Regions from separate parts of the Homo sapiens genome. Here region 1 is linked to region 2. Evidence: chromatin loops called from intact Hi-C (ENCODE). Cell type or tissue: mammary epithelial cell. All regions are shown on one strand. Links, peaks and the distances in the headings refer to the core of each region. The heading gives the core; the rest is flanking DNA.

Region 1 (5,377 bases), core at 85-5,084, 490 kb after region 2:
AAGAAGACACCATGAAGCTGAATATCTGTTTACAAACCAACCAACCAACCCAACCAAACACATTTCTGAGCTGACAAAAGATCTTAAGGGAGAAGAAATGGGCATTCCCATGGGGCTCACAGTCCATTTCCTACCTGATGAAGGAGGGAACTGTTCATCAGTCCTTGTGCCCCTGGGATGGTGCCTGTGTGTTTCATGTGGACATTGTTCACGGCTGGCACTTTGGCAACCTTTGTGGGTTTGCTGCTGCTGTTGTTGATGCTGCTCGAGCTGGGTGAGCACTTTCTTTTCTTTCCTATGAGTTTGTCTAGAGGAGTGTGTGAGTGGGAAAAACTGCCGTGGGAGTTGACAGGCAGTTCATTGGACTGGTGAATGAATGGCCCAAGAGAAAGAGTAGAATCACTGCTGTTCACCATCACACTCATCCTCTTGATGGATTCAGCAGGGCTCCCGGTGGGGGGGCCCCTCCCTGACTGGTCATGCCGGACGTTCACCGCATTTGCTTTATTCGTCACACAGTTGAGGCCGATGCTATGGGAAGATGTTACCGTTGAGGGGTAGGGAGGCCCAGAGTGAGCCACACAGTTTTTCCTAAAAGACTCCATGGAATGAGAAGAAGAGGAGGAGGAGGAAGAGGAGGAGGAAGAGTGAACCAACAGTGGGGAACTGTTTTTGCGTTTCTTTCCTGAGCCGCCACTGGTACTGCTACTGGCATTTTGACAGTTAGTGCTGTTACCAGAAGACTCCTTGGGCCTCAAAGATTTGCTGGATTTCAATTTCTGAGGTTTCCTGGACATGGGGGAGGAAGGAACCGAGGAAAGGCCAGAGGGCGTGGAAGGGGATGAGGATGAAGAGGACACTTGTCTGGATTGCATACTGCACACAGGATCCATCGCCCCTGAAGCAGCAGGCTGTGCATTTAGTGTGGTTCCATGAGCTGGTACCGATTTGCTATTTGGGGAGATGCAGGTAGATGAGAGCAGGACTGGGGATGTAGAGACGGTGGCTGCTGCCAGATAGCTGACTCCACATTGTGATGTCGGCACAGAGTTTGTCCGGTGAGGAATACGTGTGGAGATGGGTGAGGTGGTACTGGGCACTGGTGGGATTTTCCTGAAAAAAATTAGAGGACAGTGAATGACACTGACCACAGCCATTCACAGAGACTTTCAGATGGCACCACCCTCTTTGCTTGTGACAAAGAGAAACCATCCACATCAAAGCAATCACTCTGAACTACAAAGCCAATCCTGTCACCTCTCTCCTTCAAATTCTTTAATGCCTTCCTGGTACAGTTCTTACAGAACTGTATGTGTGCAACTCCCCGCTGCTATTGCCCCAGCCTCTAGCTCCACCTCCCACCCCCAACGCCCCCGTTCCCTGCTTCCAGCCACTGTACTTCCTTATATTCTGAGAAAATGCCATGACCCAATACCCCAGCTTCTGCTCATCCTTTAAGTGTCGGATTGCTAATCACCAAATCCTCTGCAGAGAGAGTCATCCCCAGCTTAATTACCGTTGTGGTCCTAGTGTTCAGCACAGTGCAGGAAACACAGAAGGCACTGAATAAATGTCGAGAGAAGTCAGGAATGAATGAGAGAAAAGGAAGGGTGCAGCTAATTAACAGCAACTGCTAGGTCATAACTATTGGCCTGAACAAGGGAATAAAGCCCCACAGTATCAAGGGATATTCAGCATGGTGTTGTAACAATGGATTCTGTTAAGAATGTGTGGGCAAGGTATTTATTAGGGGATGCGGAAACCATCTAAATTCAAACCAGGGAGGGTCTCCTTTTATTTTAGCTCTGAATCTTAAATGTGACAGTAACAAAATTTCAAAAACTTCTTTGGCAGAATTTAAACCGAGGTGGCAGAAGACAAAAAGGCCTGACTGGAAGGCAAGTGCCAGGATTGCCTTGATCCTGACTTAAGGGGTAGCCCTGGCTGACCTGGCCACTACCCCAGTGAGAGAGCTGGCCTAGACTGCTGCCCAGGTGATTTCCAGATGCTTTTAAAGACTACTGTTATTAATAAAATGAATTAATGACTGCAAGTATTTGCAAATGCTTTAAAAATCCCATTCGGCCAGGCGCAGTGGCTCACAACTGTAATCCCAGCACTTTGGGAGGCTGAGGCTGGTGGATCACTTGAGGTCAGGAGTTTGAGACCAGCCTGGCCAACATGGTGAAACCCCATCTCTACTAAAAATACAAAAATTAGCCGGGCATGGTGGTGTGCACCTGTAATCCCAGCTACTTAGAAGGCTGAGGCAGGAGAATCGCTTGAACCGGGGAGGTGGAGGTCACAGTGAGCTGAAATCACACTACTGCACTCCAGCCTCGGTGACTGAGTGAGGCCCTGTTTCAAAAACAAAACAAAACAAACAAAAAAACCCAAAACCCCATTCAAGGGTACAGCTCTGGCCTGATGTTAGTGCTTCTCAACTCCAGCTGTTGCACATTACAGTCACCTGTGGAGCTTAAGCCACATCCATAACGATTACACCAGCGTCTCTGCGGGGAGTGGGGACAGACATCAGTCATTTCTAAATCTTTCCAGGGGATTCTAATGTGGAGCCAAGATTGAGAGGCTAGGCTCTCTCTCCCCGCACTACTCATAGAGGAGGGTGGCAGGCAGTGTCATTAATTACCTGAGAGGTTGGTTAGGAAAACTGAGTTCCTGGGCCCCACCCTAGAATGATGCATCAGAAGCTGCATGGCAACAAGGCCCCTGGGTGATTCTGGAGCATTCAGAAGCCCTGCTCTAAATGAAGTCCAGGCCCTACTGCTCACTGGGAGCAGTGGCTTCTCATGACCACCAGGTGGCTCAGGAAGCCAGGGCCTAAAGACCAGGCTGCCTGGAACCAAATCTCGAGGAAAGGAAAAGCCTTCTAGAGCAGGGAAGGATGTGGATCTCTCCGGGAGGCAATCACAAGTTCCTCTTAGAAAAGCTCTTTTAAGTAGTTAATTACTCTTTTGTGTATAAAGAGGCAAAGTAACAATATGTACTCATACTGACTTGTGTTTGCATAAATAAACTATGTAGAGATACATAAAAAATAATAAAAATGTCTGTGGGGGCTAGGTGGAAAACAAGCATGTAGGAGACAGGAGGACTCGGTTTTCAATGTATGCCTCTTTATACTCGTTTTTCTTTTTTTTTTTTTGAGACGGAGTCTCGCTCTGTCACCCCCAGGCTGGAGTGCAGTGGCGCGATCTCGGCTCACTGCAAGCTCTGCCTCCCGGGTTCACCCCATTCTCCTGCCTCAGCCTTGGTTTTCCTTTTTTAAGCCCAGTGATTGTATTACCATTTCAAAAAGTAAAAAAAAAAAAAAAAAAAAAATACACCAACAAAAATCTTTGAAAACCATCCCAGCCCCTTCTTAGGGAATATGGGATACTGGTCCCAAATCAACAGAGGACAAGTAGTTCACAGAAATCATAGAAGGTGGGCAGTGGCCTTTCAGGTTATGGCCATGCTGCAGAGAAAGTGCTGGTCTAATTTCACCACTGGCCTGAGACTCCACAAACTGAAGTTTACTCATTTCATACTCAATTCCCACCTCACTTACCTTCAATTTTACCACAATAACCCTGTAAGGAAGGATTTTGGGCTGAGCCGGTAGGGTGGGACCTGGATCACTTTGAAAGTTTCCTTGAGGGCTTCAAAGATGCCAGGTGAGAATAGTTCTCTGGATGAGAAGTGCTGAGCTCCCCAGAGAAAATCTCAGGGGCTGCCTGAAAAGGCCGCCAGCACTCCTATGTTGGGAGGCAACATGCACCAAGTTCCCCTCTGCCCCAAGCCTATGTGTCAGCTCATTACTGAGCAACACGTCCCTTGTTGCTGTAGACTTTTTAAAAACCAATGGTCATGCTAATGGAAAGGGTTGGTTTCCTTCTCCCCGGAAGCAAGTAGGCAGCCTTCAGACAGAACAGAGTAGACAGCAGAGTCGACCTTATGATCTTACTTTTTAAAAAGTTCACATCAAGAGGAAAGTCTCACTATACAAGCCACTAGGAACTGAAACTATCTTTGCCCAAACTGTTGGTCATGAGCCACATACCAACATAATGTGGATAAAACATTCAGAAATCCATTCTAAACTCTTAGGAGTACATTAAACCCATAGTTTCATGAGCTCAGTGTGCTTTCCAACTCCCAATGGGTAGTCTGAAGAAATATGAAGTTGAGATTTCATGTATCTTAGGGAGTTCTGGTGTGGAAAAACCCCTGCAGAACCCCCAAACCCAGTCCCCTGATTCTGTGTCTAGCCAGGGACAATGTTCCTTCATAAAGAAGAACCTCTTATCCAGCAAGAACCAGAAAGAAATATGAAAAAGAAAAGCAGAGTAACAGTGCTCTGAATCTGGTGTTCTAAGGAAACGGATGTAAGTCCTGCTAATGATCATGGAGATGGTTCTTTGGGTTGCAGACAATCCAAGGCCTCCGACTAGCGTCTGACTTTATTAGGAAACCAAGGCAGGGAGTCAAATGAATGTACTGGCAGAGTCCATTTAAGGAGGCACTAGTAAATAATGCCCAAACAGAGGATCTGGGATGGCCTGGGGATTACTGGACAGTCACTTTAGCAAAGCTTACTATTCACCAAAGTCACTCCCACCGAATACTAGTTCTCCAAGATGTTCCCCTAAAAAAGGTTCCGAGGTGAAAAGAGCTTGGGACATGTTCCACATTATACATGACGTGACATTCCCTGCTTCAAGAGTTACAAAGCACAGTGCCCATTAAGGCTCTGACAAGTTCTGCAGTAAAAAACAGAACCTTTTTTTTTTTTTACAGGAAAGGCTGAGTTAAACCTTTTTGGCCATGGAACTCTTCTTCCACTTAAAATCCTGTTTGGGAAGCATTAGGTACATAATATCACACAAGGTGTCTTAAATTGCAAACTGGAGCACATGGCTCCTCTACCTAAAACCTTCAACACTGAAACAATTTCAGTGTCACCTGGCCCCTGCTGGTTTCTTGGACCTCATCCTTGTACTGTGCTCAATTTCTTGCTATTTCTTCAACAAACTGTCTTTTCTGACTCAAGACCTTGACACAGCTGCTTCCTTCTGCCCAGAACCCACTCCTCCCTACTGTCCCAGTGACTGCTGTTTCTCATCCATCCTTCTCAGTTCAAGGACTGCCTCTTTCTTCAGAGAGGCTTTCCCTGAATCCCTCTGGCCTCTGTATTTTCAGCTCTTTACTTGAAAACATGTTACCTCTAGGTTCAATTCCTGGCCCTACCACTAACTTGCTGCATGACACTGTATCTCAGTTTTGTCATCTATTAAAAAAACAAAACAAAAAAAAAACCAGGGGTGGGGGGAGGGTATAATCATGGTCACCTGACAGAGAATTGTGAATGTTAAGT
Region 2 (5,377 bases), core at 203-5,202:
GGGCAGGCTGTGCAGGAAGTTGGGCTGGGTTCAGATCCTGCCTTGCCATTTCCTGCCTGTGCTATTCTTCCAAAGGCTCTGAGCCAGCAATTTTAAAAGTCTTAAAAGTTGAGACACCCATCATTGCCTGATCACTCTCTTCTGAAGAGGTTCTGGGAGAATCAGACCTAGAAAGTAGGTCAAGGGTTCTTTGATTTCAGCTCTGTTTTAATATTTTTACCTTGGCTACGAGTTTAGAGCAAAATAAAAAAATGCCCTGCGGGAACAGCTTTTCCAGTTCTCCTTTTGCTGCCTCTTTTTTCCTTCCTTCCATATCTTAGGATGAATGTGGATACAGGCAGCCTGAATTCATGGCCAGCTCTGCCATTTTGATGTGTGTGACCTCAGCCAAGTGTCCCGGCCTTTCTAGGTCTCCATTTCCACATGTGTAAATTGAAGAGAATATGACCTTACCTTGCCCGGTTATGTGAATTAAAGATGTAATATTAAAAGATGAGCACACAGGAAGCCCTCGGGGGATATAACAGAAGCAGGACAGGGCTCCCACTTCTATTAGTACTATTACTTCTAACCTTTACTCCCTGATTCGTGCTTCTCTTCAACCCTTCATTCAGTAACCATTTATTGGGTACCTACTATGTCCCAGGGAGTGAACAAGAAGGCAAAGTTTCTGCCCTCTTAAAGTTTGTCTTCTGGCAGAGAGGTAAATGTATTTTAAGTGAACAGAAATAACATAATTGCAAATTGTAATAGATAAAGGAAATAAACAGTTTGCTGAGATAGAGAACAAGGGCTGAGGGGAAGGTGAGACATATGTTGAATGTGACATTCAGGGAAGGTCTCCCTGAGGCGGTTACATTTCTATGAGCCCTGAAGACTGAGAGACAATCAGACAGCAGAAGAGCTAAAGGGGGCACCATCTGAGCAGAGAAAGGCTCTTTCAAAGGTCTTCAGGTGACCACCTGCGGTGGTCAAGAGGCAGATAGGAGGCCAGTGAGTGGTTAGCAGAGGGTGTGAGAGGCCAGGAGCTAGGAACCCAACAGGACTTCTAGATTGATAGGTCTCACCCTGCCTGACAGGCCATGGTACAGAAGGTGAATTTTTAAAATATACATATATAAGTGTAATAAGTCATTTAAACAGGAGTTTCATGGTCCACCTTATATTTTTACAACAGTAGTTCTCAAAGTGTGAACCTCAGCCCAGGAGGGTCACCTGGGAATTTGTGAGGCATGGAAATTCGCAGGTCCACTTCTGGCCTGATGAATCACAGGCTCTGGGAGTGGAACTCAGCGGTCTGTATTTTAACAAGCCCTCCAGGAGATGCTGCTACTGCTGGTCTGAACTGGAAGCTCAGTGATTCTCAATCCTGGATGCACAAAAGAATCATCTAACTTTGGGAGGCCAAAGCAGGTAGATCGCTTGAGGTCAGGAGTTTGAGACCAGCCTGAGCAACATGGTGAAACCCCATCTCTACTAAAAATACAAAAAATTAGCTGGGTGTGGTGGCACACACATAGTCCCAGCTACTTGGGAGGCTGAGGCCAGAGAATCGCTAGAACCTGGGAGGTTGAGGTTGCAGTGAGCCGAGATGGCACCACTACACTCCAGCCTGGGTGACAGAGCAAGACTCTGTCTCGAAAAATAAAAATAAAAAGAATCATCCAGGAGCTTTCATGAGCTACGAATGTTGAGAGACCTTCTACCCACTACCCCTAGATTCTGATTTAATTAGTCAGGGTTTGGCCCCTGGGTGTTGGTAGGTCTTGAATGTTCCCCAAGGCATTCCATAGCTACAGCAGGTAGGACCACAGCTCTAGCTGCTGCGTGAAGAATAGACAACAGGGGGAAGGGAGGAGATGCAAGAAGATCAGGAGGCTAATGCAGTGGTCCAGGTGAGGGATGATGGTGGCAGAGAATATGAAGGGGCTTAGACAGATTTTAAATATATTTCACAGAGAAAAACCCAACAGGACTTTTAGATTGATAGGATATGGGGTGGAGAGGTGGGACTTATATTCAGCATCAGATCGAAGGGAATGCCAGCCATAATAGTAAAGACCCTGTGCTTTTAGATAGCCTGCAGCTAGAAGACCCTGGCAACATAGCCTAACGTTGAGCACAGGGCCCCAAAGAAGTCCATCTTCTCTATCTGCCTGGCAACAAAGAAGATTTCAGCAAACTTAGCAAGATCTAAGCTTATCCTAAGTTCTCAGAGGAGCCACAATGTGAAAGGGACTTTACGAAAAAAAAATCTGAATACTCAGCTAGGATGTTCCTGTTTTACAGCCCAGTCTCCTGGGAACACTCTGGGCACTGGCCCTTCTGGGGAGAACAGGGGACTGGATGGTATATCCAGGAGTGACCAGCAGGTGGCATGCCAGACTCAGAAATGTGTATTGCAGGGAGCAAGGCAACTCTTGCTGTTTGCTGCTTAAACAGAAGAAAAGGATTCACTCCGGAAGTAATACTCATGTGTGCCATGTACTAAATGGCTACTGTGTGCCAGATACTGTGCCAAGTGCTTATGTGTATATTCTCATTTAATCCTCATAGCTCTACAAGGTGAGCTCCACCACTGTACATATATTCAGAGATCTAAGTGGCTTGGGCAATGTCACTGACATGGTCATTGGCAGAACCAGCCTTGGTCCTCTAGCCTGTCTGACCCCATGGCCACTTTTCCTGTCAAAAGGGCCAGGATCCCCAGCGGCTCTTTCTTGTCCACAGTGGTGCTCTCACTCACACTTGGGGGTAATGCCCTTGGAAGGTGGGGCCATCAGAATTATCAAAGCCTTTAAAGTCAAACGCCCTGGGCTTTGCCGCTCACTTGCTGTGCGATGGTAAGAAAGCTACTTGGCCTCTCTATCCTCAGGTTTCCTCATCTCTAAAATGGGGTGAGGCTGGGCCCAATGGCTCACTCTTGTAATCCCAGCACTTTGGGAGGCTGAGGCAGAAGGACTGCTCGAAGCCCGGAGTTCGATACTAGCCTGGGCAACAAAGTGAGACCACGGCGCTACAAAAAAAAAAAAAAAAAAATTAAAATGCGTTGAGACGTGAGGCAGTGAGCTGTGGTGAGATGATCTTATGTAACTGACCCAGAATCTTGCTTGCTTGGCCCAGAGGAGTGCTCAATGAATGGCAGCTTTTCTGCTTAAAATGATTTCACAGGAGGTAGAGACAACTCTGAAAGGTCTAAAACTGTGCTATCCAATGGTGCTCTCTGCAGTGATAGAAATGCTCTATAACTGTGCTGTCCAGCAGCATAGTCATAACCACATGTGGCTATTGAGTGCTTAATACATAGCTAGTGCAACTGAGAGATTGAATTTTAAATTTTACTTAATTACAATAAATGTAAATTTCAATAACCATATGTGGCCAGTGGCTACCGTATTGGACAGTGCAAGTCTAAAATGTGTCTGCGCTCACAGTCTGTGTGTCCTTTACAGCCCCTTGGGTATGAAACAAAATAAGTTATGTTCAACATTTGGATCCTGGCATATAGCAGGCACCCAGTAAATTTGAGTTAGTCAGAAATGGGAGAGAAAGGAAAATCAGTAAGTGAAGCCAAAGCAATGTTTTACATTTAACAAATTGTGTAAAATTGTAGAACTGGACTCTCAGACTTCTCCAGCAAAATCTTCCAGAGTTCAGTAACCATGGGGGACTGACTGGGGCAGGTTGTTAGTTTTTTACCCTTTCAAGCCAGAATTCTCTAAATATTTCTTCAGCCTGTATTCGATGGGGACAGAGAACAAATGTGTTCAAGTGAATAACGTGTGTGTTCAATACAAATTCCTTTCATCTATTCACTGACTAAAGAACACTTCCTCCTTTTCTGTGCCCCCTCTTCAAATTTTTTTTTGCAATTTCACAAATCAGACAACTGCTTAGAAAGTTTATTCTCTCTCTCTCTCTCTCTCTTTTGTTTTGTGTGTTTGTTTTTTGAGACAGGGTCTCACTCTGTTGCCGAGGCTGGAGTGCAATGGTGAGATCTCAGCTCACTGCAGCCTCAACTTTCTGGAGCTCAGATGATCCTCCACCTCATCCTCCCAAGTAGCTGGGACTATAGGCATGTACCACCACACCCAGACTATTTTTGTGTTTTTTCTGTAGAGACAAGGTTTCACATGTTGCCCAGGTGGGTCTCAAGCTTCTGGGACCAAGTTACTTGCTTGTCTTGGCCTCCCAAAGTGCTGGGATTACAGACATGAGCCAGCATGCTGCGCCAAAAGATTTTAAAGGTTCAAAGTATAAATAACAAAACAACTGGCCCCCCAGGAAGCAGCACTATATCATGCATTTCTCACTTCCAAAATTTTATCTATCCAGATTTTGTTTTTAAGTGATGGTCAGTTGGCAATTCTTGCATGTTCCATAGTTGAATCTTGCAGTTTATAAAAGCTAGTGGCAAACATTTTCTCCAGAGGTAGGTCTGCATTGGCTGACACTGCCATTTGCTTCTATCTGAAGATAATTTCTAGTCAATATTGGGACCAATTTGCATTCCACCTGTGGTTTAAGAAAAATCTGAGTTAATAGACATCTTATTTCCAAAGTATCCCAGTGATGTGTAGTGGTCCTTGTGGACTGGCCCCCTGGGCTGCTGGTCCATTTCCTAACCTGGCTCTGACCCAGTTAAGACCAAGCCCCTCTCCTCCAGAGCATCCTGTTCTGGCCACAGGGCGGACATTCTTACCTATACCAGGCAGAACCTTTCTTACCTGTACAGGGCAGAGCCATTCGTTGCTCCTCACCATTCTGAAGACTTGTACTCTATCTGGGTGCCCTAGCTACCAACATGAAGTAGCGGTGATCACAGCTCCTTGAACAAGACCTATGGCTCTGACAACAAACAGCCCCATGAAAGGAGCTGCTTTTGCTTTTTGTATTTTTAACTTTTCCCTTCACTATACCTCAAAGCCCTCTAGGAACATAGAGAATCCTCTGCCAGAATGACATGTTCTTCTGTCTTTTATGGCTCTTAGATTCTTTTTTTTAAATTTTATTATTATAATACTTTAAGTTTTAGGGTACATGTGCATAACGTGCAGGTTTGTTACGTATGTATACATGTGCCATGTTGGTGTGCTGCACCCATTAGCTCGTCATTTAGCGTTAGGTATATCTCCTAATGCTATCCCTCCCACCTGCCCCCACCCCACTAACAGTCCCTGGTGTGTGATGTTCCCCTTCCTGTGTCCATGTGTTCTCATTGTTCAATTCCCACCTATAAGCGAGAACATGCGGTGTTTGGTTTCTTGTCCTTGCAATAGTTTGCTGAGAATGATGGTTTCCAGTTTCATCCATGTCCCTAAAAAGGACATGAATTCATCATTTTTTATGGCTGCATAGTATTCCATGGTGTATATGT

What was found. Hi-C counts contacts between places; a loop is a spot of excess contacts. Peaks named below come from ENCODE experiments on the same cell type or tissue, not always from the same donor. Only the 100,000 strongest peaks of a DNase experiment are listed, where the experiment ranks them.
Region 1: a loop joins it to region 2, with 12 times the contacts of the local background. A loop is called at or near these places in 2 of 110 quality-filtered maps.

The regions. Positions count from the first base shown.
Region 1 is chr3:63,991,241-63,996,617 of GRCh38, reverse strand. ATXN7 (ataxin 7) reads right to left here. Exons shown (of 13, transcript NM_001377405.1): 12 at 135-1,113. Among named protein-coding and RNA genes, the nearest start is that of PSMD6-AS2, 10 kb to the left of the region's middle. In mammary epithelial cell, for the core only: a CTCF peak has its summit at 2,814 (motif pointing right); a DNase peak (open chromatin) is centred at 2,777; H3K27ac peaks cover 309 bases.
Region 2 is chr3:64,481,589-64,486,965 of GRCh38, reverse strand. The region is part of intron 3 of LOC105377123 (a long non-coding RNA gene); the gene reads left to right. Among named protein-coding and RNA genes, the nearest start is that of PRICKLE2-DT, 39 kb to the right of the region's middle. In mammary epithelial cell, for the core only: a CTCF peak has its summit at 2,359 (motif pointing right); a DNase peak (open chromatin) is centred at 2,385.